Regions from separate parts of the Homo sapiens genome. Here region 1 is linked to region 2. The links are chromatin loops, found by intact Hi-C in ENCODE. Cell type or tissue: IMR-90. All regions are shown on one strand. Links, peaks and the distances in the headings refer to the core of each region. The heading gives the core; the rest is flanking DNA.

What was found. Peaks named below come from ENCODE experiments on the same cell type or tissue, not always from the same donor. Only the 100,000 strongest peaks of a DNase experiment are listed, where the experiment ranks them.
Region 1: a loop joins it to region 2, with 4 times the contacts of the local background. A loop is called at or near these places in 7 of 110 quality-filtered maps.

What each region holds. Positions count from the first base shown.
Region 1 is chr15:49,894,981-49,911,565 of GRCh38, forward strand. It overlaps ATP8B4 (ATPase phospholipid transporting 8B4 (putative)), which reads right to left. Exons shown (of 28, transcript NM_024837.4): 21 at 6,112-6,259; 22 at 3,088-3,271; 23 at 2,312-2,535. Among named protein-coding and RNA genes, the nearest start is that of ATP8B4, 220 kb to the right of the region's middle. RefSeq lists an enhancer at 14,196-14,696. In IMR-90, for the core only: a CTCF peak has its summit at 7,528; DNase peaks (open chromatin) are centred at 7,531 and 7,941; H3K27ac peaks cover 4,468 bases.
Region 2 is chr15:50,130,552-50,147,136 of GRCh38, forward strand. It overlaps a transcript of ATP8B4 not described here. Among named protein-coding and RNA genes, the nearest start is that of ATP8B4, 20 kb to the left of the region's middle. RefSeq lists an enhancer at 6,700-7,206. In IMR-90, for the core only: CTCF peaks have their summits at 7,537 and 8,041; DNase peaks (open chromatin) are centred at 4,380 and 7,000; H3K27ac peaks cover 3,186 bases.

The DNA.
Region 1 (16,585 bases), core at 3,765-11,764, 240 kb before region 2:
GATATAATAGACTGGCTAAACTGGGGAAAGAAATCCTGTACCATGAACAGACATCCCTTTTCCACCTGGCCCTGTCTTAGCGCAGGTAAAATATGCCTCAGGGACAGTGGTCTGACAAGAGGGCTGAAAGGATTTTAAATCCTCTGGAAAAATTCAACTGGGGGAGATCAGCTGTTGGCTTAACTGGCCCCTCTGCTTTAGAAAAGATGAATACGGTCTAATGTTGTTGACAAAACAAAAAGTCAGCAGATTGGACTTTACTCTGGTCTGGGTTCAAGGAAGCAGAACTTGGGATACTCTTCTAGGTTTTCTAGCCCAGTGGTTCTCAAAGTACAGTTCTAGGGGCTAGAGCCCAGTGGGCAGTGCTTTAACCAGCCCTCCAGGTGATTCCTATGCACGCTAAAGCTTGAGAACCACTGGTCCAACCCAATTCACTGGCTTAAGAAAGAACACAGATGGTCAACTGGGACTAACAATAGATTCAAAATGAAGATTGTGCAATTAACTAGAGATTTCAGTGTAAAAAAACAAAAGGGAAAGGAAGGGACACAGAAAAGAAACATGTTAGTTAAATCAAACATTTCAGAAACCTAATCACAGACAGGTGGTGTGCCTTACAGCTGGGTTCAACCATCAAGCTGCTCATGTCTTTGGGGCAATTATTGTTCTCCCTTGTTGTTCTCTTTTAAAATGCAAATACCAGTGAAAGAATAAAAATTCTAGTTGCTTAATATCTGGCTCTGACCGATTTTTATCAGAACCCAGAAAATGACCTAAATGTAGAGGTTAGAAGTCATTGAACGTTAGTTTCAACTTCACAGTTTTAACAGACAACTTAGTGGAACAGTTGCCTATTCAAGCTTTGTGCGTCTGCAAATACAAATCACTGACTACTCTTCTGTGTTCTAAGAGTTTTTAAATGGGGTTTGTCCCTTCATAGTCTTGAGATTCTTCAGCCTTAAGCCTTTGGAATATGAAAATTAGATCTCTTAGAAACACCCGTTAGCAGATGGTCTTGCTTTGTTCTTATGTGGAAGGAAAATCAACAGACTAGGAAGCCACAGGCCACATTCCAATGCTTGTCTTTGTTGGACAAAGGAGGAATTATGAGCATGCAAATAACCCCAGCCCCACGCCTACTCTGAAGTAGCACTAAGATAACTTCTACTTCTGAGTAGCTAAAATCAAGACTCTGCTTTACTTCAACTGTCAAGAGATTAACAAAAAAAAGGCAAAAATATCAACATAATCTACTCTTAGTTTAGGGCATGTTATCCTAAAAAGAGAAAATTAGGAATGGGAACAGGTATGCCTCACTTTAAGAAATCTTAACTTCCCAGAAGAAGGAAAAAATGTTGAAAATGTATTTTCATTGTAAAAAGGAATTCACTAATCTCCCTTAGCACATGTAAGAAGAAGATGCCAAGATTTCATTTATCCTCAGTCTTTTTGAATAAAATGATTTTTTAAAAATCACCTTCATGCATATCGTTGAATCCATGTCATTGATTAAACCCAAAGAAGGGAAGAACAATTGAATAAATCTCTGAGTGTTATGGTTACCATTTCCTTTTCAAGGACAATCTTTTTCTTGTATTGTTGTTCAAAATGTCAATGCCATATCTACATTTAAGTTTTTGGTAACAAATTTTTTAAATTTATAAGTATATTTAAATGATATAGACATTACATTTTACAGTTGATTCATTGGGTCAAAACTTTTCTGATATTGAAGATGTGTGGTTAAATAACTATCCTTTAATGTATAAGAAGCGATATAAAAATAGAATCCTAATTTATACATTTGCTAATTTTCTTTCTTCCTACCAGCATTATCTATAGATCAACTTTTAGCTGATGAATTGCTGTCTAAACAGCTTTGATGTCAGAGTACCAATCAGTCCAGATACATTTAGTGTGTTGGATAAGAAACCATCTTCCCAGTAAAGATACCTCAACATTTCTTATTAGTGATTTGCAGACTTCTGTTCTAAATTAAAACTCTACAACAAGCTTACCTGTCATCATACCAAAAACATTTCAACAAAAACTAAAGTATGCATGGAAGGAGTACTCACTGGTTGACTATCTAAATAAGAAAATAAATAAATAAAATTCCAGCTAGATACATATTCTTCTTGGGTACAAAGCTCAAGTCAACTATCAATTACATAATTGTAATACTATTACTTGAATCAGCCATTAAAAAATGCTCTGAATTTATTAGTAAAGAGCTATGAAGAAGAGTCATTTGTAATATCATACAAAAACAAACAAACAAACAAACAAAAAAAAACATGCTTTTACCAACCTGGGCTGAGAAACCACAGAAGAAACCAAACCAGAAATGCACAAGTGTAAATGCAAAATTCTTATAGAAGAAATAGCATAAGAATTTGCACATTCGGAAATAAGACCACCTTCCATGAACAAGGAGAAGCCTTTGGAGATATCTAAACTGTGCAAATGAATAGTCGCTGGCTAAGACTGCTTGCAATCCTTCCTGGCCGCTGATGCCAACACCAATGTGAGCACCTACAAAGGAAAGAGGAACACTGTCACTCCCAAAACAAAGCCACGATCTCTTTTGGAAACTTGTCATTCCTCTTTTATTTACGGAAAACTTACAGCCATTGCAATTATAATTTTTCACATATATTATCTGATGAAACACTTATGATAGATATTTCTCTTAGTTTTACAAAAGAGAAAATCAGCCTCAGAAAAGTTCAGTGACTTACAGAAGTTTTTACAATTTGTAAGTGGCAAAGATGGGGTTAAAGTCACATGTTACAAATGTGGGTCTGGTGTTCTTTCCTCTACACCGTAGCTACTTACTTCCTCAAATAGTAAAAGGTGAACGACGTCTTTTTCTAGCCTAAAAATACACAAATGGTTTATTTAAAGACAAAGAAATTTTGTTACGAATACTAATAATGGTGGTAGCATTGGACCCAGAAGTATCATTCATTTTAGAATCACTGGCAAAATTAAATTTTAATGCAATCTAGTGATTATATATTGCCAAATGCTGAAACTGAGGACCCCATGTATGCAGCATACCCCATTGAGCAAATATCCTCTTACTTTTAATCATGCTGACATCATTGGCTCCATCACCAATGGCCAAAGTAACAGCATTTCTGTACTTCTTCACCAGCTCTACCACTTGGGCTTTCTGGAGTGGAGTGACCCTGCAGCAAATTACAGTCTTACACATGCAAGCAAGTTCTAGGAGATCATTCTTGACATCACTTTCTAGGGCATGAGCCTGTATGATTAAAAATAAAATTCAAACAAGAACAGGAAACAATAAATGAGGGTTGAGAAACAAGACAAATGTTTTGTTTGCTAAAACCATTTCATTTGTTTGCTAAACCATTTCATTCACTCCAAAAAGTCATTGTTGATTCAGAATCACACAAGCAACAAGAACCAAAGAAATGAGTATTGAACTCCTAAGCAAATTTTAAAATACTACTAAGGAATTTTAAAATAAAAATAAACAAAACTGCCATTTATATGTCTTCCTTGATATCATGCTGCACTGGAGAGAGAGAGTTAAATGCTGGAGAAGTTCTAGAAACCATTAAAATTGATGAAAACAAAAGACAGAACCTATCTACCAGCTCACCAAGTTTAGAATGAACTACAAATGATGATGTTTTGTTTATTCTATCTGATGGGCTTTTTGTTTCTTTGCACTGTTGTTTTGTATATTTAGTTTGTTGTGATTGTTAATGTGCAGGCAAAATGAAAAGCAGATGATCTGGGGATTGTCCCTTGAAGAACATAGTGACTGAAACCCAGAGAGGCCTGTGCAAAAGGGGGGCACGCAAGCTGCGTCACAGACAGGGTTCCTCAACCATTTCTAATCTTGCTCCTATCCAAATGCATAAGAGCCTTTAGCTATACCAAGAAATCACTAAAAAAGATAGCACAATCCCTTCCAATTAACTGTGCAATTTTTTTTTCCTAGAAAATGTTTTACTGTAAATTATTTAATAAACACATTAAGAGGAAACAAATCCACTTACACTTTGAGTCATCAGTATCTTTGAGTGAATCTTTAGCAAGACATTCACAGCCCATATCAATCTGGCCCCTGCATTCCTTTTGAGTTTCATCTTCTATCACCACTTTTAAGTCTACACTTTTTTTCCCATCATGCCAAATTGCTTGTTCCTCATGATTGAATGGGCTCTTTCTTGCCTCTGTGCCTTTGTACTTGCCATTACCTCTACTTGAAAATATCACTCTCTCCAGGAAGTCTTCCCTGATTCTCCCACAAAGAAGTAAATTTGTCTCCCTCTGTGCTCTCAAAGCATTGTGTTCATTCCTCTTTTACAGTATTTGTCATACCACTGTGTGATTATCTCACCCACTAGACAGCAATCCCTAAAACGAGAGCCATGTTCTATTCACAGTCTTATCCTCAGACTTTAGCACTGTGACCGGGGCACGCTTAATAAAAATGTCAATGGATGAATGGCTGGATGGGTAAATGAATATAAAAACATAACTCAGTACAGAAAATTCTCATGTTCAAACCTATAATTCCTAGGTGAAATTGTGAGTTGGCATTTTCAAATATTACCACTCTTTCTGAAAGAGAAAACAGATAATTGTCTGTCTTGCCTAGAATGGTCTCTTTCTCTCTCTCTCTCTTTTTTATTATCAGCAAGTGAAAAACTATGCTAAGACTCTGAGAAAAAACAAAGGCCAAATTACATTCTGCAAAGCATCAGGATTTGAGCAAATTAGAATCATGATTAAAAAAAAAAGAAAGAAAGAAAAAGCTTTCTGACCATACTAGCAAAAACATAGTCAAGTCTCCTTAAATTAAAAATGGCATTTCATGGTTCCATGAGTTTCAGGCTTTGAATATGATGGTGTTCTTGAAGAGCATCTATCTTACCTCCTTCTTTCAATGCACTTAGAGACAGAGAGAGAGAATGGTATAAATTATCACCTGAGTACTCTTAATGTCACCACACATTGGATTCTTTGAGCCTGAGAGAAAGTCAAAGTATAACTCATAAGATTCCCTTTCCATATTGTGGTCTCTGGGGAATTCAGCTTGGGGGCCACCAGCTTTAAGACCCAGATGACAGTCGTAATTTTCAGTTACTGTTCTTCTGTGCATAAAGGAATTTTGTGTCATGTGGACAAACTTTCAACTGAGTTTGGCCTGCAGCTGAGCTCTGTAACTTTCCATGGTGTAGAAGGCAACACATCATTATGTCTGGAATCCAGCTGGATAATGCTCTAAGCACTAAGAGCTAACAACAGACAGCTGATCGCAAGGGAGAAAACACAATATCCTCATACCCAACTTCTTTTGTCCTCTAAGAAACTGTCTACAAGAAGATACATTTATTGTCCAAACCCTAAAGTGAAAAATGATCATCAAAGCCAGAGAAAGATGTGAGATTAATTCCTTGTGCATATAAATTATAATTTCACTGGAGCGTAATTGGAGCTTTTGTATTTTAAATTAGAAACTCAGAAGAGTATTTTCATGTTTGTTCAAGATTCAGAATCTGAACTACATTAAAAGTACAATGCAAGTTCATTCTATTAGGACAAGAACCAGATTTCCTAATCAAAGCAAATTGTTTGGCATTGCTGTAAAATGCTGCTATTTAGAAAAACCACTAGAGGTATCTTAATGGCAATAATTTCGTATAGTAATTACATGAAGGTCAGGTTGTGCTCCACAAATCACAAACATTAGTAAGAGCAATAATTATAATACATCCACCCAGTTGCATTATTTTAATTAAGTAACAGTGAGCCGTAACACTCCCCTCTAGAAAGGCACTTAAATAATACTGCTAAGTGGTCTATAGTCATTTAGACAAGATTGATATTCTGTGAATTTAGCATTTCTTTGGAGCCTCCCCTTTACTGTGGTGATCCAAATAATAATGTATGAGATATATATTAGAAGTTTCCTTTCCCTTTGCAAACAGGAAATCATCGCATATGCCCTGTATCTAGTAGTGACATTTGTCTGGAAAAGACAAAGGAGGTCTCATTATGATAGCACAAAAGAGATGATTATTGCAGTGAAGAAAAAGAAAGGACAAAAACCTTAGGCAAACTCACCAAACTGTGGCCATTTATGATTAAGGCATAATCTCCTGTTATGGTTTCTTCTACAATAGAATCCAACTCCAGCTGCTGCTTTTTTTCACAAACTACATGGCCATTGGAAAAATTTCTGTTTTGTCCAAACAAATTTTGTTTTGCTTTCCTTAAAGGAGAGGGTGAAAAGTGAAACATAACAAAGCATACAGAGCATGCCTACTAATTCTAACAAGAAACTTGCCTAGAGGTAAATTTATTTCACCACTATTCAGAGAGAATATGGCATAAGACCCAGTTTCAGTAAGCAAGCTGGATAATTCTTTGTGATGGGAATATCTTAGCAAATTTCCAAATTCCAGGATGTAGGAGAGTAAACATAATGAAAATACAATATCTTGAATGTTTAAAATGACCTAAAAGCTAAATCACCATCTTGAGCTGTGTTTGAACTAGGGGATCTTGATAGATTTGGTACTTAAGACTGTCTGAGCTTCAAGGGCTTAAGAACCACTATCTGGCAGGCATGCTGTTAAATAATGGAAAGCACAAGACTAAAGACAATTGATGAAATCTTCTAGGAATTCCAGGACATCTATATATAAAATAAATTCATCAATTTGAGGTACAATGTAATACGATCCAGCTTAAAATAGTCCTCTGAGAAACATATTTTTTAAAAAAAATTTAACAAGAAGAAAAATGATGGTACTTACTGAATTGGCATAGCCATTATAATAGGATAGAACATTTTAAGCAAAAATTGTATTCAGCTTAAAAAATAGAATAAATCTTCTAGGAAAAAAACTAGACACCAAAATATAGAGGGTTGTTCCAAATGGAAACGCCCTCCAAATGCTCTAGATCTAATTAGCAGTAGCTATAAAGCAATCCTGCTCACATCCCATGCATCTCTGCCATCTAAGAGGAAGATTGTATGGTGACATAGCACACTTAGAAGTGGCATTCTACTGTTCTCTCCAAAATGGAAAGATGATGCCCTTAAAGGAAGGGAAATTCCTCTTCAAGAACAGTTGAGTGCAGGCTTTGAAGTAACATAAGGCAAGCTGACAAACCTACAGAAGCTTCAACCACGACCAGAGAACTATCCAGCATGGGTCATAACTGGCATTTACAAAATGAGCACTCAGGAGAACATGGAGAGTGAGAGAAGACCAGAAAGTGAATATTGTGTCTTTTGGCGAAATGAAATTACTCATCCTGTGTAGAAAATATTTATTAAAATGGTTTTATGCTGAGGCTCCTCTGAAAGAAGAGAATGTCCACTTACCAAAACAACTGTTTTAGCCCTCAGCTGTCTAATTATTTGAAAATGTAACACCAATTGTTTACATACTAAGTTTAAAAATAAAAATGATACAAAAAGATACATTAACTTCTAGCTCAATATCTCCTTCTGCTGTCCAAGACCAAAATCACATCTGCATTTAGGAACCCAGAGGTCACATGGTTCCAAGAATCATATCACACATTTAACAATCAGTTTGCAGAATCAAAGAAAAAGATGTATAAAGTCAGAGTGCTATGTGTGAAATTTAGGGAGTTACAAAGGGGAGAGGGAAGTAGAACAGACATGAAAAATCATTGTTGTAAGTGAGAGGATCAGACTTTCCCATCAGATAACTATGTCAGGGAATCCTCCTCACAGTCATGAAAATGTACAGTGCCAAATAATAAAGAAAGCAAGGGAGACAAGTTCCTTGGAAATGAACATTTCTCTGACAATGTTGCAGAGCTCATAAATTGTGACTTCAGAAAGCACCACAGGGAAAACATCTCCTGAGTACTCCTTTTGAGTAAAGTTCTCACTCGCTGTATAAATGACTCAATCTGTTTTCCCCTTAGAGAGTAAAAACATTCCAAAGAAGGGTGAAGTTCATGAAAGTATTGGCTGAAATTCTATTTACTTAGGATTTTTTTCTCCTTAAACTGTCTTCCTAACATCTCACATGAACCCTTTTCCAGGCAGAAAAGGGACAGTTTTTCTGGCTCTGCTGAAATTGTCACTGCACTTTCTCTGTACAGGCCAACGTCTCTTGGCCAGATTGGGCTTTCATATTTTTAGACCTTTGCCCACGCTCTGTAGCTGTCATTTCTTTTTCTTCCTGGAATTTAGCTCTTCAAACACCAGCTGGTTCTCACAAAAACGATTTATTAGGAAGGGAAAAAGCTACACATAACTCCCTTCAATGACTATGAGCTATACATTTTTGAAGCGTACACACAATGCTTAACCACATAATACAAATAACAAATGCTAAAACAAAAGAGTGCCTGTTTTTTCCAAGCTGCGTAATGAAGGGCAGTTTATTACAATTCTTGGCATGCAGAATCGCATTAACAGTTGAGGCAACTGTGGCATTCACAGCCCCATGTCACTACAAGCACAGCAAAGCATAGTTAGGCACATACTGGCTTGCATACAACCTATAAAGAAGAAAAGAGGATGGTTGGAAAAAAGAGTCGTTTAGTCAGTCCTCTTAAGGCACTCTATATTGAAAGGTTAAATTGATCTGTTGTGGCCAGGCACAGTGGTTCATGCCTGTAATCCCAGCATTTGGGGAGGCTGAGGCGGGCAGATCACCTGAGGTCAGGAGTTCAAGACCAGCCTGAACAACATAGAGAAACCCCCATCTCTACCAAAAATACAAAATTAGCTAGGCTTGGTGGCACATGCCTGTAATCCTAGCTACTCGGGAGGCTGAGGCAGGAGAATCACTTGAACCTGGGAGGCGGAGGTTGCAGTGAGCCAAGATGGCGCCATTGCACTCCAGCCTGGGCAACAAGAGCAAAACTCCGTCTCAAAAAAAAAAAAAAATCGATCTGTTGGAAATGGATTGAAACCATGACATCCTGTTTAAAAGAAGAAAATCTGGACTTTGATATGAAAGCTGGAGCTTTGAGCTTGGAACCTGGAAACCTGGGTTCAGACTGCCTCTGACATCTTATGTTTGTTTCCACAGTTGAGTTATCTGACCTCTAGCCACTTGATTAGCCAGCGACAGATCCATGGCTGGAACCTACGTCTTCATATTCACAGTTCTTGGTCTACTGCACCAAGCTGGTTTACACATAGAGTCAGCCACAGACTGCCTCTAGGTTGGACTAAGACACAGTGCTGGAGGGACAGTTTTAAGGGACAGCACTACCCTGCCAACAGTAGAGAAAGGGAGAAAGTACATGAAATTTTGATTTGAATTCCCAGTTCCATTCCTTACTACCCTACCTGAGAGACCTTTAAGATGTTCAACCACTGAACCAGTTTCATTATTAGAGTTCATGAAATGGGACCAGCCAGTCAGTTTGGCTAGTGCCCCAAGCAGTCAAAATAGATCATGAAAACTTGGGCTGCTGCACCAGTGTGTGCCAGAAGATCTACAAGATTACCTAAGTAAGTGCTCTAAAATTTTATGATTCATGAGAGAAATTTAATGTACTAAAACATTTTTCCTGGGTGACTAGGGGTTAGGAATTAGGACCAAAATGCATTTTGTTTGGCCTGCACAGTGTCTTAAAGAATCTCTATGGCTTTATGGCCAACATGATGTTCCCACTCACCAAAGGCCCCATCACTCCCTGATGTATAATAGATAGCCCAGATCACATGATTAATGCTATATGCCTGTTCCTGAAGCCATTTGCATTTGAGAACCCTGCACATTCAAATAAATAATTTTCCACCAAGTAGATGTTCAAAAAATACTGATGCATATTTTGCTGATTAAAGAAGAAATATCAATTCCTAGTTATATCACTGGGATACTTCTTAGAAGCAGTGGAGTCACTTTATGATTTAGTTAAAGAACATGAGTTTTTCTAATAACAAAACACGTGATCAATGCTACAAAAATGAAATACGGAATGAGTTTTCCTCTCAGATCAATCAAAATTAAATTCTCAGTCTGTTTTCCTTTCAGCAGAAGACATATGAATTGGTGAAATGTATTCAATGTAGTAATTTTCTGAGAAACCATAGCAGGGTTTAACTGTAGCTTTCTAGGCATGCCTTTAATAATAAGGCAGCTACAGCAGCAAAATTAACCCAGGACTCAAAGTGTCTAAAATGGTTTCACGACACTAAATTTGAAACAAGCCGTATGTATGATATGTATAAAAATTATATATCCATGTTTATGAAATAATCTAAGCACATTTGACAGGTTTAAATATAAGCATTTTGGTCATTTCTTTTCAATAGCTACTATTGTTCAGATCCTGTTCTTTGGTTACACTTTCTTTTTAAATGAACTCCCACTGAACTCAAAAGCATAACACAAGAAAAAGAGATGGTGCAAATTTATGATTTCAATATTTCATCCCAAAGCTGTAGGCTTAGATATAAGTAGCTGAGATTAGGAGTATAGAGAACAACTTTGAGCAATAGCTTTTTTGGATGCCATTTTACCCTCAGTCCTAGTATTAAGAAAATGCACACTATAACTATAATGATTTCTCTTACATAGAATTTTCTATCATATGTTGCCTCTCTGTCTTATACTCTAAGAATGGGGTTACCTACAAGTCTGAGTAGAAATAACATTATTTTCCAGTCAGCTGAGCAAGGTGGCCCCAAGGCTCCTGAAATATTGAGTCTAGCTGGAAATTCTTTATTTTTTTTCTTTTGAATATTTTTTCTTCTCATTAAAAAAGATAATTTTTTTAGCTTTTTTCTAATTGTAAAAGCATTACACAAACACTATTACAACATCAGATAATACAAACAGCCATAAAGAAGGAAGTAAACATGATCCATAATTCTATCACCCAGAGAGAACCACTGTTTATATCCTCCAGATCTTGATAGGCAAGGAGGTAAGGAGGTGGGTAGATGTATAGTGTTTTATACATATATGTACCTACATATATATACACACACACACACACATGCACACACACTTTTTTGCAAAAAGAGAGATCACATTACGCATGATGTTTTGTAGTCTCATTTATCATTTAACAAAAATATCATGGGCATTTTCCAATGTCGAAAAATACAAAATCACTTTGAATGACTGAAGAGTGTTCCATTGCATGTATATATCATAGCATTTAACAAAATCCTTCATGGCTGGTTATTTGAGCTATTTCTCATCTCTATTATCATAAATCAATAGAGCAATAAATATTCCTTTTTATACAAATTCATACATTTGTTCACTTATTTTCTTAAGGGAAATTTCTAGAAGAATCACTGGGTAAAAACTATGCGTATGTGTAATTTTGAAACATATCGCTAGTTTGTCCTCTAGGGAGTTTCTATCAACTTACAGTCCCAACAACAGCATACAAGTAGTTCACATTTCTCCATATTCTTTCCACGTAATGACAGTTGTGTCATCTAGCCAACCAAATGTAGTTGGATAAAATCTTGAGATATTAACTCAATCGCTCCTTTTCCCACTACTACTAGGACCACAAGTGATCCTCTCCATTTAACTAGAAACATACTTTGCTTCAGGAGGATCTGCAGAGCCAAATATAGAAGGAGAAAAATACAACGAAACTTTTGTTTTTGAGCACCAAAATAGGGCTTTGAAACTCATAGCAGCATCATTAGTCTGAATTTCAGCAATCTGGAATTTCACTAATTGGACTTTTGGAAAAAGAAGGGGGGGATTTCTTTAAGTATCAAAAGAATAAACTTTAAATGAGTCAAGGCATTAAAATGATGACAAAAGGAGCAGAGTAGGAAGAAATTACTTTCCTTCATTTCCCATCCCAGCCTAGGGAAAGGGGACTTTGAGGAGTTTAGAAACTGATAAGTGATGGCTAAAAAAAGCCGGGGTCCTGACCCGCCCCTGGATTGGTAGTGGATGAAGGAACCATGTGGCTAATGGAATCCTCAGATAAATTTAGGGGAATCAGCAGAGTAAAGGGATTTTAGAAACTGAAGTGGCCATATAAGAACACAAGTCATCTTGGGCATAGAGAGGTGAGGAAGAGCAGCCACACTTTCCATGGTTCCCCAGCAGAGTGTGGAAGTCAGCCAAGAGGGAAAGCCAACAACAACCCTAAGAGAGCAGAGACCAGACAGGAACACAGACGTGGGAAGTGCTGGATGCCAGCAGGGTAGACACTGATGAACAGTAACAGGTGAGGCAATTGTACATCCCAGACTTGAACTAAATTTAACTGAAAATGCCTAGTTTAATTGTTCTGTCCTCAGACAGAAAGAGGTTCAAGTTCAGTTTTAGAAAATTTAATGAGTTTCTATTCTTGCATGCCTGAGCACACTCTGGGCTGTGAAACCTAGCAGTGACAAAGCCTCCTACTATTTCTCTTCACATCCAATCAAATTACAAGACCTATTCATTCTACCTCCAAAAAGCTGTCTATTTTATTCTACCCTTTCCTTCCCCACTGTTTCAGGCCTGCTGCCCTTATTGGGGAAATAGTTACAAAAGTAGTCCTTGTTGGTGGAAAGATTGGGATCAGTGGCTGAAAGAATGAAGGAAGGGAGAAGGGAGGAAATAGACAAGGAATGAGGAAGGCAAGAAAGATGCGCATGGAACAGTCATAAAGCTTTAAGTTCTTATCTAATCCCCCAAATAAAATAAGATATAGAGTAGATATTTGTATCCCCATTTTACAAATAAGGAAACCAAGCAAACAGAGGTTATTCCCATATCAAAAGTTTCCCACTCAGCCTAAGCATGAAGCTGAGATTCCAACTTGAATCCAGCTGACATGAAGCCCATACTCTTTCTCCTACATCTGCTATTTCCCCTGGAAATTTCTGCTGACTCTACTTGCTAATCTGGTGTCTGACCATTTACTCAAGTGAAGCAGTAAGATACCTTAACAACTATATTTTTAGGTTAATTATTAAAGGGAATAAAAATAAATCTGAGGTATGTTTAGGGAAACACATGGCAAGTGCACAGCCTCTGGGACCAAGCTGCCTAGATTCACATCCCACCTGAACCACGGACTACTTTGGGCAAGTTACTTACCCTCTATATACTTCGACTTCCTCATATGTCCAACAGGGAAAACAGTAATGCCTACGATTGAGTTTCTTAAGAACAAAATGAGGTAATACATGTGTACTGCCTACAATACTCTTCCAGGCACTGTCTCAAAACATTTAGCAACAGGCTTATTAAAATCTAGATCTGTTTGCATCTATCTTCCTTCAGCAAGAGTCAAGTTCTGAATGAGAGTGGTCCTTCAAGATGTACGACTAAAGGCATCTGGCAGTTGCCTCCTCCACAAAGAAGCACCAAGATAGAGAGTAGATAATCATACTTCAAATATGTCATCTAAGAGAAAATATTGGAGTTCAAGAGAGAAGTGACAGGAAACACCTAAAAGAAGAAGAGGGAAACAAGGCATCCTGTCTGGCTGGGAGCCCAGAAAGGCTCTCCTGTGTAGGGAAAGTATAAGTGAGGGATGCCCAGTGGTCCACAATCTCACCACAGACTCCACTCCTAGCCATAGGAGAGCCTCTCAACCCTTTCAGACCCTGAAATTAACATAGGGAGCTGCCTGAAGACAAGGCAGTGCCATTGCCCCAGAGAGGGAGCTCACACTGGGTCCCACATACCACAAAATGACAGCAAAGTGTCATTTTGAGAGCCCAGCCCCACCAGACTGCATCCTGCCTGAGGGCCCAACAGTACTTGGCTTTCCACATTCCTGGAGCTCCACTGACATTCCCCACCTGCAGCCACCACCACTGCCACCACTGCCACCATGGCCAAAGTGCAAGACGCTGACAGCAACCCCACTACCCTTCCAGCAACAGGACTTCCTCACATTTCCACATGCCCTAAGGATAGGCTACCTTACATATAGCTGCCACCTACAGCCAAAGCACACACTTCCCAGCCACCTGCCTAAGGCTGCTACTACTAAAAGCAATCCCACTCACCCCAGCAGCCAGCACGGCCAGAGTGCAGCTACTGCCACCCCCACCTGAGCATTCCACCAGAGGCCTTGGGATAACCCTGTCCCTGCCACCACAGCCAGCACCCATACATACCACTGGACAGCGGGGAGAAGGGGAACATACAGACAGGTCTGTCCAGTCTGGCTTTGACCGCACTCCATACCCCCCACCCCAGTACTTGAGCATACCACCTAGGGGCCTGGGGATCACCCTGCTCCATCCACCATCCACTGCCGTGGCTCCATCCACCATCATGACCACTCCTCCCAGAGACTGGAAGACAGACTAACCCAGCCTGCCACTACCACCACAGCTAGCACCCACCTGCACTTACCACCCGTGGACCTGGGGAATGGCCTGACCAGCCTGTCACAGCCACTGCCAACACCAGCATAGGCTATTTGGGAGCCAGAGAGTTGTCCAACCACTGCTACTGCCATTGCCTATGCCATGCCTGCAGCCCAGGGGCCCAAGGTCCAGCCCACTGTTTCTACTGCTGTCACCTGAGCAAGCCTCCTGGTGGCCCAAGAATCATCCCACCAGGACACACTAATGCCAGTGCCAAATGTGCTACCCTTGGACCCAAAGACAGGCAGGCTCAGCCTACCACTGCTCCCACTGGGGCCCAAGGACTGTCCCACCTGCTGTCCCCATGCCCAATAAAACTTCACTACAGTCTCCATTAACAACCACACCCTAAGCCACTGAGGAAGTCACAGACACCATTGGCTTTGTTTACCAAAAAAAAAAAAAAAAAAAAAAAAGAAAGCCAAATAAATTATATGGAGACTATACTACTGCACACATCCAGAATCAAAGCCAAAGTGCCCTACCCAACCAATACCAAGATACATATTGAGGAAGTCCTCTCCTATGAAAGTAAATCCACAAAATTGGAAGAAGCGACTGTTATACCAGATGTGCAGATAGCAACGTAAGGACACAAGAAACGTGAAAAAGCTAGGAAATACAACTCCAAAGGAACACCATAATTCTCCAGTAACAGATTCCAATGAATAGGAAATTTATGAAATTCCCATAAAAATAATTCAAAATAATGATATTAAGGAAGTTTAGTGAGATACAAGAGAACAAAGATAAACAATACAAAGAAATGAAAAAAACAATTCAGGATATGATTGAGAAATTTACCAAAGAGGTAGATATCATAACGAAGAACCAAACAGAAATCCTGCAACTGAAGAATTCACTGAATGAAATAAAAAAATATATTTGAGAGTTTTGACAATAGACTAGATCAAGAAGAAGAGAGAATTTCAGAAGAAGACAGGTCTCTTGAAATAACCCAAACAAAAGTAAAACAAAAGAATTAGCAAGAGTAGACAAAGCCTACATAACGTGCGAGACAACATAAAGCAACCACATATCTGAATTATCAGCATTCCCAAAGGTGAAGAGAGAACAAAAGCATTCAAAAGCCTATTGATGAAATAATAGATAAAATCTTCCCAACTCTAGCAAGAGATTTAGACATTGAAATACAGGAGGCCCAGCAATCCCCAAACAGGTACAATGCAAAAAGGTTTTCTCTGTGATACATTATAGTCAAACTGTCTAAAGTCAATGACAATGATAAAATTCTAAAAATAGCAAGAGAAAAGCATCTAGTCACCTATAAAGGAGTCTCCATCAGACTTACCGTAGACTTATCAGTAAAAACCTTACAAGCCAGAAGATAACAGGATAATACATTCAAAGTGCTGAAAGACAGTATCTGGAAGTCAAGAAATACTATACCCAGCAAAGTTATCCTTTTTGGAGAAATAAGTTTATTTCTAAATAAAGTTACTTTATTGTGGAGAAATAAAATTACCCTCTTTGGGGAAATAAAGTCTTTCCCAGACAAGCAAAAACTAAGGGAATTCAACACTACTAGAAAAGCCCTACAAAATAATTGAGGGAATCCTAAACCTGGAAGCAAAAGGACAATATCTACTATTAAGAACAACACATAAAAGTGCAAAACTCACTGGTAAAGCAAACACACCAATGAGGAAGAGAAAGGACTCAAAGTTACAACTAAAGAAAACTACTGACACAAAAATATATAATAAAAAAGAAATAAAGGAACAGAAGATATATACAACATCCAGAAAACAATTAACAATGTGACAGGAACAAAACCTCACATATCAATAGCAACTTTCAATGGAAATGAATTAAATTTTCCGCTTGAAAAATACAGAATGGCGGAATGGGTTTTTTAAAAATGTGATCCAGATGGCCTGGATCTGGATCTATAAAAATGTGATCTATATGCTGCCTACAAGAAACTCCTTAACCTGTAAAGACACCTATAGACTGAAAGTAAAGGTATAGAAAAAGATATTCCTCACAAACAGAAACCAAAAGCAAACAGGAGTAGCTATACTTATATCAGATACAAGACACTTTAAGCCAAAAATAGTAAAAAGAGCCAAAATTATCATTTTATAATGATAAAGGGATCAGTTCAGTAAGAGGATATTACAATAAGAGGATATTACAATTCTAAATATATATTCACCCAACACTGAAGTACCCAGATATATAAAGCAGATATCATTAGATCTAAAGGGAGAA
Region 2 (16,585 bases), core at 3,316-11,315:
GGATCACAAGGTCAGGAGATCGAGACCATCCTGGCTAACAAGGTGAAACCCCGTCTCTACTAAAAATATAAAAAATTAGCCAGGCGTGGTGGCAGGCGCCTGTAGTCCCAGCTACTCAGGAGGCTGAGGCAGGAGAATTGCTTGAACCCAGGAGGCAGAGGCTGCAGTGAGTCGAGATGGTGCCACTGCACTCCAGCCTGGTGACAGAGCAAGGCTCTGACTCAAAAAAAATTAAAAAAATAAAAATAAATAAGAGTCTTGGATTGCAATGTCTAAGCAACCCTCCTTAGTCTAACGTTCTATGTTAGTAATTGTATTAGTCCATTTTCATACTGATATAAAGAACTACCCAAGACTGGGTAATTTATAAACAAAAGAGGTGTAATTGACTCACAGTTTCAGCATGGCTGGGGAGTTCTCAGGAAACTTACAATCATGGCAGAAGGTGAAGGGAAAGCATGGCACCTTCTTCACAAGGCAGCAGGAAGGAGAAGTGCCTAGTGAAGGGGAAAGAGCCCCTTATAAAACCATCAGATCTCATGAGAATTCACTCACTATCACGAGAACAGCATGGGGGAAACTGCCCCCATGATTCAATTACCTCCACCTGATCTCTCCTTGACACATGGGGATTATGGGGATTATGAAGATTACAATTAAAAATGAGATTTGGATGGGGACACAAAACCTAACCACATCAATAATGATAGGTAAGAACTTCTAATAGCTATGCAGTACTTAATAGTTCTAAGTGCTTCATATATAGTAATTCATTTCATATTACAATAATTCTATCCTTTACAGATAAAGAATCAGAGAAACAGAGAGGTTAAAGAACTTTCACAAAGCTGCAGAGCTAGAAAATGGCAGAAGTGGAATTTGAACCTGACAGTCTGGTTCTAGAATCTATGTGCCTAACCAATCCACTATCTCTGCCTCTCTATAATGATTCTCCTTTTATTCGCTAGAGGAGCTGGTGTGAATGTTTCATCCCCAAGGAACCAGATATGTCTGATTCTTCATTTATATGCTAGAAATATAAGCTCTAGTTCATCACAATTAGGCAAAAAGGGGAGTAACATTTCAATATCTTATAATCAAATGTTTAACACTAATATATAAGCATTGATATACTTCAAACTCTTAGTAGTATCTTTGGAATAATACTAACAATATTTATATATTATTATATTCATATAATATTATATTATACTAATATTAACTGAAATATAAATATTTTAATACTAAAATACTAAAAATATTTATATTTCAATTAATATTATCATGTAATTAGAAATATTTTAAAAATAATGGTTATAAAATCACGCAGCTACTGCTCTTGCACCTGTTACTCAGCATTAGAAACAAAAATGTTTTGTTCTGGAAATTTAACCTGATTATATTTATATTAGTCCAAATTCTTATTAGATTTATTTTGTCCTTTCACTTATTTTTAAAGGTAATGCCAAAGGCCATTGTTTCTATGCCTGATTATAGTACTCACACACACACTATAATAGTCATTCAACAATTGGCCTGTGGTTTGGCACCCCCGAAACCAACTTGAAAATAAACAAGTTATTGGCAATATTTATTTAAGTACAGGCTGTATTACTATTAAATAATTAGTATTCTGTTTCATGACTTTCATAATAAAAAGTACAGGAACAGCCATCCTAAGCTTGCATTGGTAATATGAATATTAATTAGATATGGATTCTTTTATGGATCCATAAAAAAGTGGGTGAAGGACATGAACAGACGCTTCTCAAAAGAAGACACTTATGCAACCAACAAACATGAAAAAAGGCTCATCATCACTGGTCATTACAGAAATGCAATTCAAAACCACAATAAGACACCATCTCATGCCAGTTAGAATGGCGATCATTAAAAAGTCAGGAAACAACAGACCCTGCAGAGGATGTGGAGAAATAGGAACGCTTTTAAATTGTTGGTGGGAGTGTAAATTAGTTCAACCATTGTGAAAGACAGTGTGGCAATTCCTCAAGAATCTAGAAGCAGAATTACCATTTGACCCAGCAATCCCATTACTGGGTATATACTCAAAGGATTATAAATCATTCTACTATAAAGACACAGGCACAGATATGTTTACTGCAGCACTATTCACACTAGCAAAGACTTGGAACCAACCCAAATGCCCATCAGTGACAGACTGGATAAAGAAAATGTGGCACATGTACACCATGGAATACTATGCAGCCACAAAAAAGGATGAGTTCATGTCCTTTGCAGGGACATGGATGAAGCTGGAAGCCATCATTCTCAGCAAACTAACACAGGAACAGAAAAGCAAACACCACATGTTCTCATTCAAAAGTGGGAGTTGAACAATGAGAACACATGGACACAGGGAGGGGAACATCACACACCAGGGCCTGTTGAGGGGTGGTGGGCTAGGGGAGGGATAGCATTAGGAGAATACCTAATGTAGATGATGGGTTGATAGGTGCAGCAAACCACCAATGGCACATGTATACTCATGTAACAAACCTGCACATTCTGCACATGTATTCCAGAACTTAAAGTATAATTTTTAAAAAACTTGAAGTTTTGTACATACAATGGAATATTATTCAGCCATGAAAATGAAGAAAATCCTTCCATTTGTGACAACCTAGATCAGCCTGGAAGACATTATGCTAGGTGAAATAGACCAGAAACAGAAAGATAAATACTGTATAATTCTCACTTACATGTGAAATCTAAAAAAGTCAAACTCACTGGGCATAGTGGCCGACACCTATAATCCTAGCACTTTGGGAAGCAAAGGCAGGAGGATTGCTTGAGCCCAGGAGTTTGAGACCAGCCTGTGCAATATGGGGAAACTTCATCTCTACAAAAAAAAAATTACAAAAAACTAGCCAGGCGTGGTGGCATGTGCCTGTAGTCCCAGCTACTCAGGAGGCTGAGTAGCTACTCAGGTGAATCACCTGAGTCTGGGGAGGTGGAGGCTGCAGTGAGCCATGATCACGCCACTGCATTCCAGCCTGGGTGACAGAGTGAGACCCTGTATCAAAAATAAAAAACAAAAATAAATTAAAAATAAGAAAGTCAAACTCACAGAAGCAGAGAGCATAATAAGCAGTTGCCAGGGGCTGGGGTTAGAGAAATGGGGAGATGTTGGTCAAAATTTATGAACTTTCAGTCATAAGATGAATATGTTTTGGAGATCTAACATACAACATGATGATTATAGTTAATAATACTGCATTGTATACTTGGAATTTGCTAAGAGAGTAAATCTTAAGCATTCTCTCCACACACACAAAATAATGAGCCAGGTATGGTGGTTCATGCATGGAATCGCAACACTTTGGGAGGCCAAGGCAGGAGGATCGCTGAGGCCAGGAGCTTAAGACCAGCCTGGGCACCATAGCAAGACCCCACCTCTATAAAAAATAAAAATTTAAAATAAAAAAATGGTAACTGTGTGGTGATTGGATATGTTAATTAGCTTGATTATGGTAACTATTTCACAATGTATATGTATATCAAATCATCACATTGTATACCTTAAATATAGATAATTTTTATTCATAAATTATACCTCAGTAAAACTAAGGAAAAATAAATTAATATGTAAGAATGATAGACTGTCAGTGAGAGGGAAATGGAAAAAAAGAAAAATAGACTGTCAAAAGTAAAAATAAATAAAAATTAAAAGTTGGAGTTTAGCAGAAGAAATAAAACATAATGTAAAAATAACTATGGCAAGTAAACTATGCAATGATCAGCGCTCTTATAAAGGTGGAAAGAAAGTTGCAATGGGAAAGAAAGGCAAGTGAGAAGAGGGTCAAGATCAGAGCAGACTTTGGGGAAGAGAAAGCTCTTGAGCTAGTCCTTGAAAATTGGTGTGATTCCTGTATACAACAATAAGGAGTGAAAGCCATTCAAGTAGAAAGAACAGCAGGAACAAAGACAGAGAAGTCAGAAAACAGAGTATCTGCAAAGAACATCAAATACTGTACTTCAGTCTATCTGGCAAGTGGAGTGCATAGGAGATAACGGGAAATCAGGGGAAAAAACATATGTTAGGGTTAGATTATGACCCTTACAATTATCCTAGTACATGACAATAATAGCCTAAGGCAGTGTCAACAAGAATGGAGAACAAAGTATAGATTCAAGAAATATTCCAAATATAGAACTGACAACATTTGGCAACAGAAGGGGAAGGAAGAGGTAAAATGTCAAAGATGATGTCACATTCTTTGCCCTAATGGCTAGGGGAATGTTGGTGGCATTGACAAAAATAAGGAGAGTGAACGTGGAACAAATTCTGGTCCATCTGTTTGAGTTCTGCATACCAATGCTCAGCTAGCTCATCACAAAGCAGAAGTAGAGAACATTTCAAGCTCAACAGTCACTCTGTGACTCATCAGATGTGAGGGTGAAGTTATTTTTACTCTCACAGCAGTAAAACAAAACCTGAACATTGTTAAAAAGATTCTTCAGGTTTTCTGAATGTTCAAGTGGGTTGTCTAGAACAACAAGCCTTAACTTAGAGCCTCAAAATCTAATCTTAGAGGAAAATTTAAATGGTTTTATGTCCCCAGTCCTTTAGTCCTTAGCTGGTTGAAATCTAAAAGCTATCTTTTCTCCTTTTGAGATATGAGTGTGACACATCATTCATCTCTAAACTTTCTCAGTTTTCTCTTCATTAAATATTTAGTGTGACAAATTCAGCTTGTAGGTTGATAAGGAGGTACTCTACATTTCATTATCTGGATTTTCCCTCCAACAATATTCTGAATAGTTTTTCCATATTGCTCTCAATCTTTAACCACTCCACCATCACTTGACGGTGTCACACTTCAGAGAACCTTTCATTTTAACCCCATTTCCATGAATCATTATCATTGCGGCTTGCGGGAATTGCTTGAGCTATACCCAGAGCATCTGACCTGTCATATCTGCCCGAGATCACTTTATGTGACCTTTTATGTGCACATATGGCCACGCCCCTAGACATTCTGTAAATCTAAACTAAGTATGGGGAACAAACTCATTAAAAATCCAAGCACAAGAATTCCAAATGAGACTTTACCTGGTGGCACAATAAGCAAATGCTTTCCGCTAAACAAGGAATTGGAGTCTACTTTCTGGACATATTTTCACCAGTCATAATAACTGAAACCTGACATACATAAAACTGTAACTAAATACCTATGCCGTTGAAGCAGAGTACCATAAAGAGAAATGTCCTAGGCTCCTCTTATATCCAATGGGGAAACTTTCTATCCAATTAAGGGAACACACATGTAGCTTCAAAGGGCCTACAGAAGAATGCTAAATTCTCACTGGTAAACTCATATCTCCCCAAAATTAAACTGAACGGTCCTCTGACGTTTAATAATTCTTTCATGTACATTTCAATGAAAGGTGAAGCTGTTTTATTTAATCCAACCTTGAGCGTGGATACTTTCCTCTTCCGAACTATTGATATAACCATGACATTTAAATGCACACGAGTAGCAGCAATTCCATTTGGATCCCCTGATTGAGTCGATTACTGTGATGTTAAGCATGCCCATTCCATCCCAGAGTTTAAGTAAACAAGACCACCCCTCTCTGCTCTTAGCCCAGGATTTATGAGGGCCGTGTGTCTGGCACTCAGGGAGATGTTGGCTTTCTCTCACCAGTGATTCCATATACAACACTGTCATATAATTTTTAGATTTTTCAAAGACTTCAAAGTTCACAGCCTTCTGTGAAGTTGCTATCTGGGCATGTTTATCATGGCAAGGACTAAAGGCAGGAGGGCTATGCAGAAACTTCAAACTGTGGGCACTTCACAAATGCATTGTGTGCATCTATAAAATGTCAAAACATCCAGGAGAAAAATTAAAAAGCCAGTCAGTTCACCACTCATACAGGGATAAAGCCAGGCTGGGGCAAATGTGGCTTAAATGTTGGGTTGTAAAGACTGTTTGATTTTTCCATGATCAAGATATTGTATCCTAATTGTTTCCTTTGCTAAATGAGCAGTGCTTAATTGCTAAGTAGAAATTAGTTCACTTCCTCCCTTCTCTCTTTTTGAAAGTGAACAGATGTCCCATTTGGGGGGTTTACCCTTTGTGATGTGGTACTGAGAACACAGGACAAACTTTGTGTGTCTTAAGAGGCCACACTGCTTGATGGTGAGCGTGGGGCTCTGGAGTCAGACTGGCCTTTGTGTGAAGCCCAGCTCTGCCACGCAGCAGCTGAACACCACCAGACAAGTTACCCTGTGTGTCTCAGTTACCCCGTCTGTAAGATGGGGTTGATAGTAATGGTACTACCTCATTAAGCTGTGAGGATCCAATAAAATAATGTGCTGAGTACATGAAAAGTATTCCATACATATGATTTTATTATTATAATTGAAACACTGGACAAAAGAAATGAAAGTTCTTTTCTTCAGTTCAGGGATGAATCCCTGAAACATCAGTAAGGATTCTCTTATTTGGGTTCTGAATTCTGTATCCCCATAGCTTTTGGACATATTGATGTCCTACAATGCATCAAGCACTGTGCAAGAGGCTTCTCAAATATATTAGTCACAGAATCAAGCAACATGCTAGCACTGATTTAACGTCAATCTTCCCAAAAATACTATCTCATTCACTCTCTTTACATTCCATTCATCCAACAAGGATCTATTATGAGCCAGCCAATGGGTTACCCAAGTGGAGTTACCTAATATCCCTGGCTCTTACCAATCAAAGTAAATTCTTCTAGAAAAGGAATGTTTTGAGAGAAGCTGTCTAGATCCTCCATGTTAGCCGGCACATTCTGGAAGGCTCTTCAGAGGGTTAGCAGGTTATCAGACATCTTTCCATGCAGTCCTGACTGAGGAGAGCCACTGTGTCCTTTGCATGCTGAGCATCACTGTGCGTCATCATGACTCACAAGCGATCAATCACCGAATGACATTTAAACATCTTGACTAACTACCAGCAGCATTTTGCTTCAGTTATTGGAAGTGTCTCAGAGTGAATGTGCTCTAAGATCTGAATCACTGTCTCTGAGGGCAACAATGCAAATTGCCAAGAAATGCATAACAAACAACCACGGCACAAGACTAGCCTTGTTGCATGTCACTGTGCACCATGAGGCATCTGATGTTTCTGCCTCCTTAATCATGCTCACGATGCTTCTTCTTGTGAAGTGACGCACATGATCCTTAGAGACATATACAGTGTTAGAGCTGGGAGGGTCGTCATCTTGAAGATGAGCTGATCATCACAGAGAGGAGTGGAAGGAAGCTAACATTTATTAAATTCCAGGACCCAGGTCTCCTGACTGCTACTTTAAGGATGTTTTCACTGTACCACATCTAGTGACAAGATTCTCTGCTCAGCTACTCCCTTATCAAAGTTCTCACTTACCAACTTAATTGTCAATATTTTAGTAATTGTGAGCTGTGAGCACAACCTGCCAACCGTAATGCTCATCTTAGTATCGCTCTAGCCACTGGATGAGAGATTCTATCACATTTTCATCCTTCAGCAATCTGTAAACCACATTGGGATAGCTTGTCTCATACCCTGGTGGTGAGAGGGTAGATTGGTGCAATCTTTCCAGAAGGCAGCACTGCAGTGTATCAAACACCCCATGCATGTGTCTACCTTGGGACTCAATCCTTCTGTTTCCAGGAATTTACACTAAGGAAATGATCTGAGGTGTGTCAAAGGTGTGTGTACATGATTAGCAAGGGACAGAGCATTGCAGGTCCAGATAGATACATATATAGATAGATAGATAGGTAGATAGATAGATAGATAGATAGATAGATAGATAGATAGATAGATAGGCAGTCCATGATAGACAGACAGACAGACAGAGAGATGATAGATAGATAGAGAGATAGACAGACAGATGATAGATAGACAGATGATAGACAGATAGATAGACAGACAGATAGATAGATACCTGAATAAATTATCTGCTCAGTCATTGGTTACCCACACCTAAACACCCTAAAAGGCACCACTGCCACAACTTAATATCCTAATAGGCATCATCTCCCACCTGGTGGCAGATACTGGAATTATACAATGCCAAGGATGAACTATTATCTAAGAAGCATACCTTGTAAAGTCAACTGAATTTCACTGACTGGAAATATCCTCATTTCAAACTAGAAATTAGAAATTTTTAAAATAAAAACATTACTTCCCAGTCACTTCTTATCTTTTTCTCCCTTTATTGTTCTCTTATACCCATACAACCGCCACTTTCTCCTAGTCTTACACCTTCTAAGAAGTCTGTCTGCATTGTAAATCCTTTTTATTTCCAAAGTCAAAGTAGCATGATAGGACTTAATTGCCGGTATAGGGGAAATTGTGTGAATAGATAAGGTAATTAAATGTGTCTGTTCTCATGCTGGCAAGGCTGTGGAAAAAACAATGCTTTTACACTATTGGTGGGAGTGTAAATTAGTTCAACCATTGTGGAAGACAGTGTGGCGATTCCTGAAGGATCTAGAACCAGAAATAACATTTGACCCAGCAATCCCATTGCTGGGTATATACCCAAAGGATTATAAATCATTGTACTAAAAAGACACATGCACACGTATGTTTATTGCAGCACTATTCACATTAGCAAAGACTTGGAACCAACCCAAATGCCCATCAATGACAGACTGGATAAAGAAAATGTGGCACATATACACCAAAGAATACCATGCAGCCATAAAAAGAATGAGTTCATGTCCTTTGCAGGGACATGGATGAAGCCGGAAGCCATCATTCTCAGCAAACTAACACAGGAACAGAAAACCAAACACCGCATGTTCTCACTCATAAGTGGGAGTTGAAAAAGGAGAATACATGGACACAGGGAGGGGAACATCATACACCAGGGCCTGTCGGGGGGTTGGGGGCAAGGGGAGGGATAGCACTAGGACAAATACCCAATGCGTGCAGAGCTTAAAACCTAGATGACGGGTTGATAGGTGCGGTAAACCACCATGGCACATGTATACCTATGCAACAAACCTGCATGTTCTACACATGTATCCCAGAACTTAAAGTAAAATAAAAATAAATAAATGTGTCCGTTCGATGGATGAGTCAATACTCCTTAGAGTGACTGTAATAGATCAGACTAGTAGTTCAGGCATTAAGTAGTTCTCACTGTTAACAATCTTCCTGCAAAACTTCAAATTTTATTTTCAGAAAATTCACTGACTATCCTGGAATATGCATATTAGGGGAAGTAACTTCATGAACCACTACATCCTAAAGAAACTATTTTTGTTAGAGATCACATTTTCTCTTGAGTCCAACTGCACAGCAAGATGTTTTCTGCTTGATGGGCAGATAGAAATTAAAACTGGATAAGCACAATAGGTGTGTGAATACCATATGTTCTCACTTATAATAAATGGGAGGTAAGCTATGAGTACACAAAGGCATACAGAGTGGTATGATGGACTTTAGAGATTCAGAAGGGGAATGATGGAAGGGGAGCTAGTGATTAAAAAACTACATATTGGGTACAGTGTGCACTATTTGGGTGACAGGTGCACTGAAATCTCAAAACTCACCAGTATATAATTTATCCATGTAAAAAAACAAATGCTTGTACCCCAAAAGCTATTGAAATAAAAAATGTTTTTAAAGAAAGAAAATAAAAGAATAAGAAAGATGAGTACATTGAGCCATCACTGATATCTAGGAGCTCCCCCAGGGTAACCATGACAACACTAGTTTCCAAGAAGCAAAGCCTAGTAATGTGATAAGCCAAGCTGAACACTCCAGGCCCAGACTCCTGACTCTTCCGAGACTGGCCTTGGGATGTAGTTAAATCACTTACAATCCATTTCCTAATGTGTAATGTGTAAGCCATAATTATATCCCTGTCTACCCAGCACTGGGTTGGATCAACACTAGAAATTCATTAAATATTTTTTGATTGATTACCTCCCAGAGTAGTTATGAAAACTTAGATAACAAAGCATTTAGGAAGGATTAAGAGTGCCATAAATGTCATTACTCAGTAAATGTTATTTACCAAAGTAGATCAATATTTATCATGTATTAAAACCATAACATAGTTTCATTTGTTCTAATTCCTGGATTCAAAATATACAAAGAATGAATAACACACCATGCTTCTCTGGGGAAAACTACTGACATATGATTTTTACTATATGTTTAGAGCACTGGTTCCTAAACATCCACCTGAATAAATTGCAAGAGAATCAACAGGAGACCTTTTCAAAACATAGGGACTTTTAGGCCCCACTCCTGGAGATTCGAATTCTGTAGTTCTGGGATGAGACTGGGGAATCCACTCTTTTTTAAAACTCCTAAGGTGATTGTAATGTGCAGGCAACTTTGGGAAGCACTAACTGAGAATGTACAAATACTGATCTCTCTAAGACAATTAGACTATCCTTGAAAGAGAAAAATCCACTAGTACCTTCTAGAACTCCATCATGGAAGGAGCTGTTGGTCAGAGATCCCCACCCCAATATCTGTGACTCTGGTATGCTCTTGACCCGCACCTGCCTCCAGGGCCCATCTTCCTTGTTCCTCTTTCCCCTTTTCTTAAGTCTGACTCCATCTGCCCCAACCCTTGGGACATTCCCTTTCCAAGACCAGCCACAGAAAGAGCGGCGACCTCCTTTTCCTCTTCCTGTTTGGCTGCCCCTACAGATAAGCTCAAGGGCTCTTTTCCTTTTAAGTGATGCTAACTGATTAATACCACCAAGAATAGGGAAACCAAAACAAAACAAACTTAGAGGTGAAAGTTTCCAGACTCTCCAAGGCCTTATCACCATGATCCTGGGCCATGGTTTTTGATTCCTATTGGAGAAAGAGTAAGGCAAAAAGTTTGGGTAGAAATTCTCAGTAATGGGCTGAGAGGACCTCACAGGCAATCAGGGCAGGGTTCTTAGAAATACAATCCAATTATTCATTCATAATACTTATTGAGCGTCTCTTAAGTAACAGGCATTTCACTCACCAAGAGACTGATAAGGACAAAATCTTTCCCCTCAAAAAGCTCACGATCTTCCATGAGAGGAAGATATGTAAACAGGTGATTTATACACACATTGTGTGAGAACTTGTGAAGGAGCCGCACTGTGCATATGTGGCTATTTAATTTTAAATTTATTAAAATTAAATAAGAGTACAGAAAATGGGTGAATTTTATGGCATGTAAATTATACCCCAATAAAGTTGTTTTAAAGAGTTAAAATTTTTTAAAAGTGAAATAAAATTAAGAATTCCTTTCCTCAACCACACTAGCTGGGTTTCCAGTGGCTGCCATATTGGACAGCACACACAACATATTTCCCTGAACACAGAAAGTCTGCACAGCACTGTGAGAGAGGTGTTGCGGTAAGCCAGAGGAGGGAGCAACTTCTCTGCTTGAGGAGGGCACATAAGGCTTCACATATGGCATGTCTGAGGGGCTCTTGAAAGACGAATACGAGTTTTTCCTAAAATGTAAAAACTGAGGTAGGGAAAGAGGAAGTGGACAGAATGTACAAAGGCAGAGAAGTTGCATGGTGTGTTCAGGGAATGCTGAGAAATATAACTAGAAACACTGGTTGTGTGGGACTCAGGAGTGAGTTATGATGCTGAAGAAGTAGGTCCCGAACAGGAGCCATGGGGCAGCTCTGGATGCCGAAGGAAAGCAGCTTTTATCCCTGATGGCAAGGAAGCCAACAGTGATGTTCACTTGTTTTTATGTTCATTTTTTATGAATAGACTTTTTATTGCAATATAATATACATACAGAAAAACACACAGAGCATCCAGGACACAACTCAGAGTTATCACGAAAGGTACCCAACTGTATAATCACCATCAAGGTCAAGAAACAACATGTCAGCACCTCAAAAGCCCACCCTGTCACGCCCCTTCCCACTCACCATCCACTTCCTCCTCCCCAAAGCAACTCTAGCCTAGATTTAACCCTACGGATCTGTTTTGTATTTTAATAGAGGTTTTTCAAGCAGGAAAACAACACGGCTATATTTCATTTTGAAGAACATCTTGGCAGCTCAGTGGAAGAGTCTGTGGTACAAAGAAATGGTGGTAGAAAGCAACGAGGAATGATAAAGATGGCTCTAGTTTAAGGTAGTAATGAAAAGAGGCTGATGTCCAGGGAATCTTAGTAATAAAAATCATAGCATTTACTGAGTCCTGGATACTTTCCAGGCACTGAAGTGTGGGCATGGCATAGATCTTAACATTCAATACCCCCATGCAATCCTCCAAAGTCAGTAGGCATGCAGGGAGGGAGAGGCAAAGCCAAGACTCAATTACGCACACATCTGCTTCCACCATCCATGGCCTTGACTGTTACTCTGCCTCTGTTTCTACTATCCTCCCTTTTGAGAAGAAACGAACTGTTTCAGGCTCTGACTATGTATAATGCATAGGAAGGAGTTAAGAATGAATTAAATGCTTAGCTTAGGAGAGAAGCTGAAGACCTGGAGATGCCAGGACCTTCCTTTGAGGATATCAACCTCATCAAAGCCCTCATTTCCCTTAAAGGCAAGAACTTTTCTTCTAAAAATAGAAATTGAAGAGCAAGTAATTCTAGTTGGCTGCCAAAACTGTGCCATCAGAGGCTTGATGTTGTATTATCTATTGCTGTGTAACAAATCACCCCCAACACTTAGTGGCTTAAAACAACAATATAGTGTCTGTGGGTCAGAAATTCAGGAGCAAGTTGATGGGCAGTTTTGGCTTGCTGCCTTCAGTCAGATACTAGTTGATTCTGCAGTCACCCAGGGGCTTGACTGGGGCTGGAGGAATCATTTTCTGAATGGCTCACTCACATGGTGGGCACATTGGTGCTGACTGTTGAGTAAAGACCTCAGCTTCTCTCCAAGTAGATCTCTCCATAAAGCTGCTTTAGTGTCCTCATAGCATGCAGCTGGCTCTCCTCAAAGTGAGTGATCCAAGACACTAAAGCAGAAACTACAAAGCTTTTGATAAGCTAACCTCAGAAGTAACATATTTTTACTTTCACAATATTCCATCAGTTATTGACTATACAGAGTCAGCCGTGATTCAGTGTGGTCATTTCACAGTGCATGAGTACCAGGCAGCATGAATCTCTGGAGGTCAACTTAGAGGCTAGGTGCCACAGTAGTAAAGGGTGGCTTTGTGCAAATCACAAGTGTTCTATGAAGCATTTCAAATGGAAACAGGGAGGGATGATTCTGCATTCCTGACAGATGGAACAGCGTGATTAAAGGTACCATGTTATATGCCCTCTGTCTGATTTGGCTAAAGTGAACTAATCATGAGTGAGGGGGAGAAAACCCAGAAAATACAGGCCTACGTTGTAGACTGCCTTGCATGTCTGAAAAGGGAACATCAACTTCACCTGTAGATAAATGGGAGCCACACATGCTATCTCAGTGAAAGGATGACATGTAAGGATCATAAAACATTAGAATGGAAGGGCTTTTTGAGACCAACTTCCTATCAATAGACTGTTTTCATGGTGCCCTGGAAGCTGAGCCAATTCAGGTCCCTTTGTTTTACCAAAGGAAACATACTAGGTCAGGGTTGTGCCTTAGGAAGGCAATCCTGGCCACAATGTGGAAAATCGATTTAGAGGAGGGAAGAATGGAAGCAGGGATGCCAAGTTGAAACCTTAGTCCATTTCCCAGTATGAAAAGCCTAAAGTATGATGATGGTGGTAGAAATGCAAAGGAGGGGAAGAGACGTGAAAAACATTCTGAGATAATTATATTGAACATGATAGACTTTTGCATTCACAGTGTATTAGTCCATTTTTCACACTGCTGTAAAGAAATACCTGAGACTGGGTAATTTGTAAAGAAAAGAGGTTTGATTGACTCACAGTTACGCATGGCTGGGGAGGCCTCAGGAAACTTACAATCATGGCAGAAGGCAAAGAGGAAGCAAGGCACATCTTACGTGGCAGCAGGAGAGAAGAGCAAAAAGGGAAAATGTCAAACACTTACAAAACCATCAGATCACATGAGACTCACTCACTATCTTGAGAACAGCATGGGGGCATTACCTCCCACCAAGTCCCTCCCTTGACACATGAGGATTACAATTCAAGATGAGATTTGGGTAGGGACACAGAGCCAAACTATATCACAAAGTTAAGGCATGTTTTCCTTCACTTCATCATGAAAGAATAACCTAATATGAGATGACATCATTTGCAATTACCCTTGTTTTTTTTTTTACATCTTTCTTCCTATCCACAGGGCCTACCTTTCCCTAACTATCAACTCATATCTATGATTTCCTTCAGCACCTTTTTCAAAGTTCACTTACTCCTGGAAGCCGTCACGGACTACTCTCAGCTGATCAGATCACTCCTGCCCTCTACACTTATGGAAGCAGTTGCTTCCATATCATATTACACTACTGAATATCGTAGAAAATATTTCGTTCTTAAAGCCTAGCTGAGCCATGAAAAGCAGTGACTGATATTAAATAGAACTTTTTGCAAGATCTATTGAGTTAACCAGGGGTATGGTATTACCTCTACAATCCCAGCTATATGTACCACATCCTAATCTGAGTTAAAATGAACCTTGATATTTAGTTTACTTTTTGGCTTTGACTACTTTTTACTTGTTTTAAAAATCAGGATAAAACAAAATTGAACAAAAAATAAAGAGGTAAAGTGCATTCAATAAAGAGATTTTAATTAACACTGGGCATAAAAATACATTTTACTGAATCTTAAGGGTTTTTTAACATTTGCTGTTTATAGTATCTTGTCTGATTTGAGAGGCTATCAAATCACAGATCAGTCATACATTGATTCAGGATCAGTCTCTTTCTTTTTTCAGTATATTACATTACTGAGGGATAAACTGGATTTAGAGTTAATTTTAAAAGTTAAATTGGTATTACCTGAAAAATGAATCCATTTAAAATATTTCTGCATTGGGTGGGAGTCTGTCCTAAACACACTCCACAGCTCATCATTCCATGTAGGTGCGTCACCCTATCCCAGAACACAAAGGAAACTTATTCTTGGAGTGTTACTGCCATCTAGTGGAAATTTTACTAAATGTGAATAAATTCTTAAGGCTAATTAGGCCCCCTACTCTCTTCACCGCCACTCTCACCATGTCTTTTTTTCTTTTTCCTTCCTTTCTTTCTTTCTTTCTTACTATCACAGGTGCACTCAGGTACACCAAGAAGAGAAAATGCTTGCTCAGTCATTGGGAACTTTTTTGAAAATTGGTGCTTTGTGCCCAGCAAGACAATATTTCTATTTGGCCAAAGCTACTTTGTCAGAAGATATATGAATATGTCCTAATTTTTGCAAAAAAAGAAATGCAGAAAGGATTAACCAGAAACTAATGGGATTGATTACCTAAAGCAAAAGGATGAAAATGAATGAGAAAGATGGAAAAAGATAGAACTCTTCTGATTATATTTTTATATAGTTTTTACTCTTGAACCACATAAATGTTTACTTTTTTTTTTTTTTTTGAGACGGAGTCTCACTCTGTTGCCCAGGCTGGAGTGCAGGAGCGCGATCTCGGGTCACTGCAACCTCTGCCCTCTGAGTTCAAGTGGTTCACCTACCTCAGCATCCCGAGTAGCTGGGATTACAGGCGTCTGCCACCGTGCCCAGCTAATTTTTTGTGTTTTTAGTAGAGACGGGGTTTCACCATCTTGGCCAGGCTGGTCTTGAACTCTGACCTCGTGATTCACCTGCCTTGGCCTCCCAAAGTGCCGGGATTACAGGCATGAGCCACCACGCCCGGCCTACATTTTCAAATATAAAATTTAGTCACCAGGCTGGGAGGACTGTTAAGTTGAACAGAAACAGAAACAAATCAACCTAAGCATGTATCATATAAAAAATGTAATTATTCAGAACAAGAAAAATAATTATTCCAAGTAACTTGTGAATGTGAAATTCTAACTGGCCACCCTCAGGGAATATTCTAAGGATAATAATTAAGAAAGCCTTGAACTTTACCTGGTAAGGTAAGTTTGTCTTTGGTAGTGGTATTGATGTAGTAATTCTGAAACTACTTTGCGTGTGTTTTAGAATTTCAAATAGATAAACATATTGATCTTGCTGGTGTTGCAGGACTTTTCCTTAGTTCAGCTAAAGACAGGGTCCTTTTCCGTCCCATGGTCACCAACATTTAGGCTCATAGATGGTTTGAAGCGTGAGTAAAGCAGGGTTGTATTGGGTAAAAGGGAAAAAAGGGGAAACAGGGATCCTCCTAAGGCCAGAGTCCCTGCTAGAGAACTTCCCACCCACAAGTTCCACACAGGAAGAGGAGGAGCCTTGAATCCCAGGTTCCACACAGGAAGAGGAACCCTTCTGCAAATGTTGTGAACTTCTGTGTCTCCACCCCAGTGTGCACTCTTCCCAGTGCACAAGCCAGTTGGAGTTTTTCCAGGGATCCTCTTCCCACTTGGCTGTCTCACTGGGAACCAGTTTTCCCATTATGGGAGGGTTGTTTTTTGTTTTTTAAAAGAGATATGGAGTAAAGGAAGAAGACGCAAACTCTTTGGTGTTGGGTTACGAAGTTAGAGGTATCAGTACAAATTCGAGGTCTTTAAAACTATGTATTAGC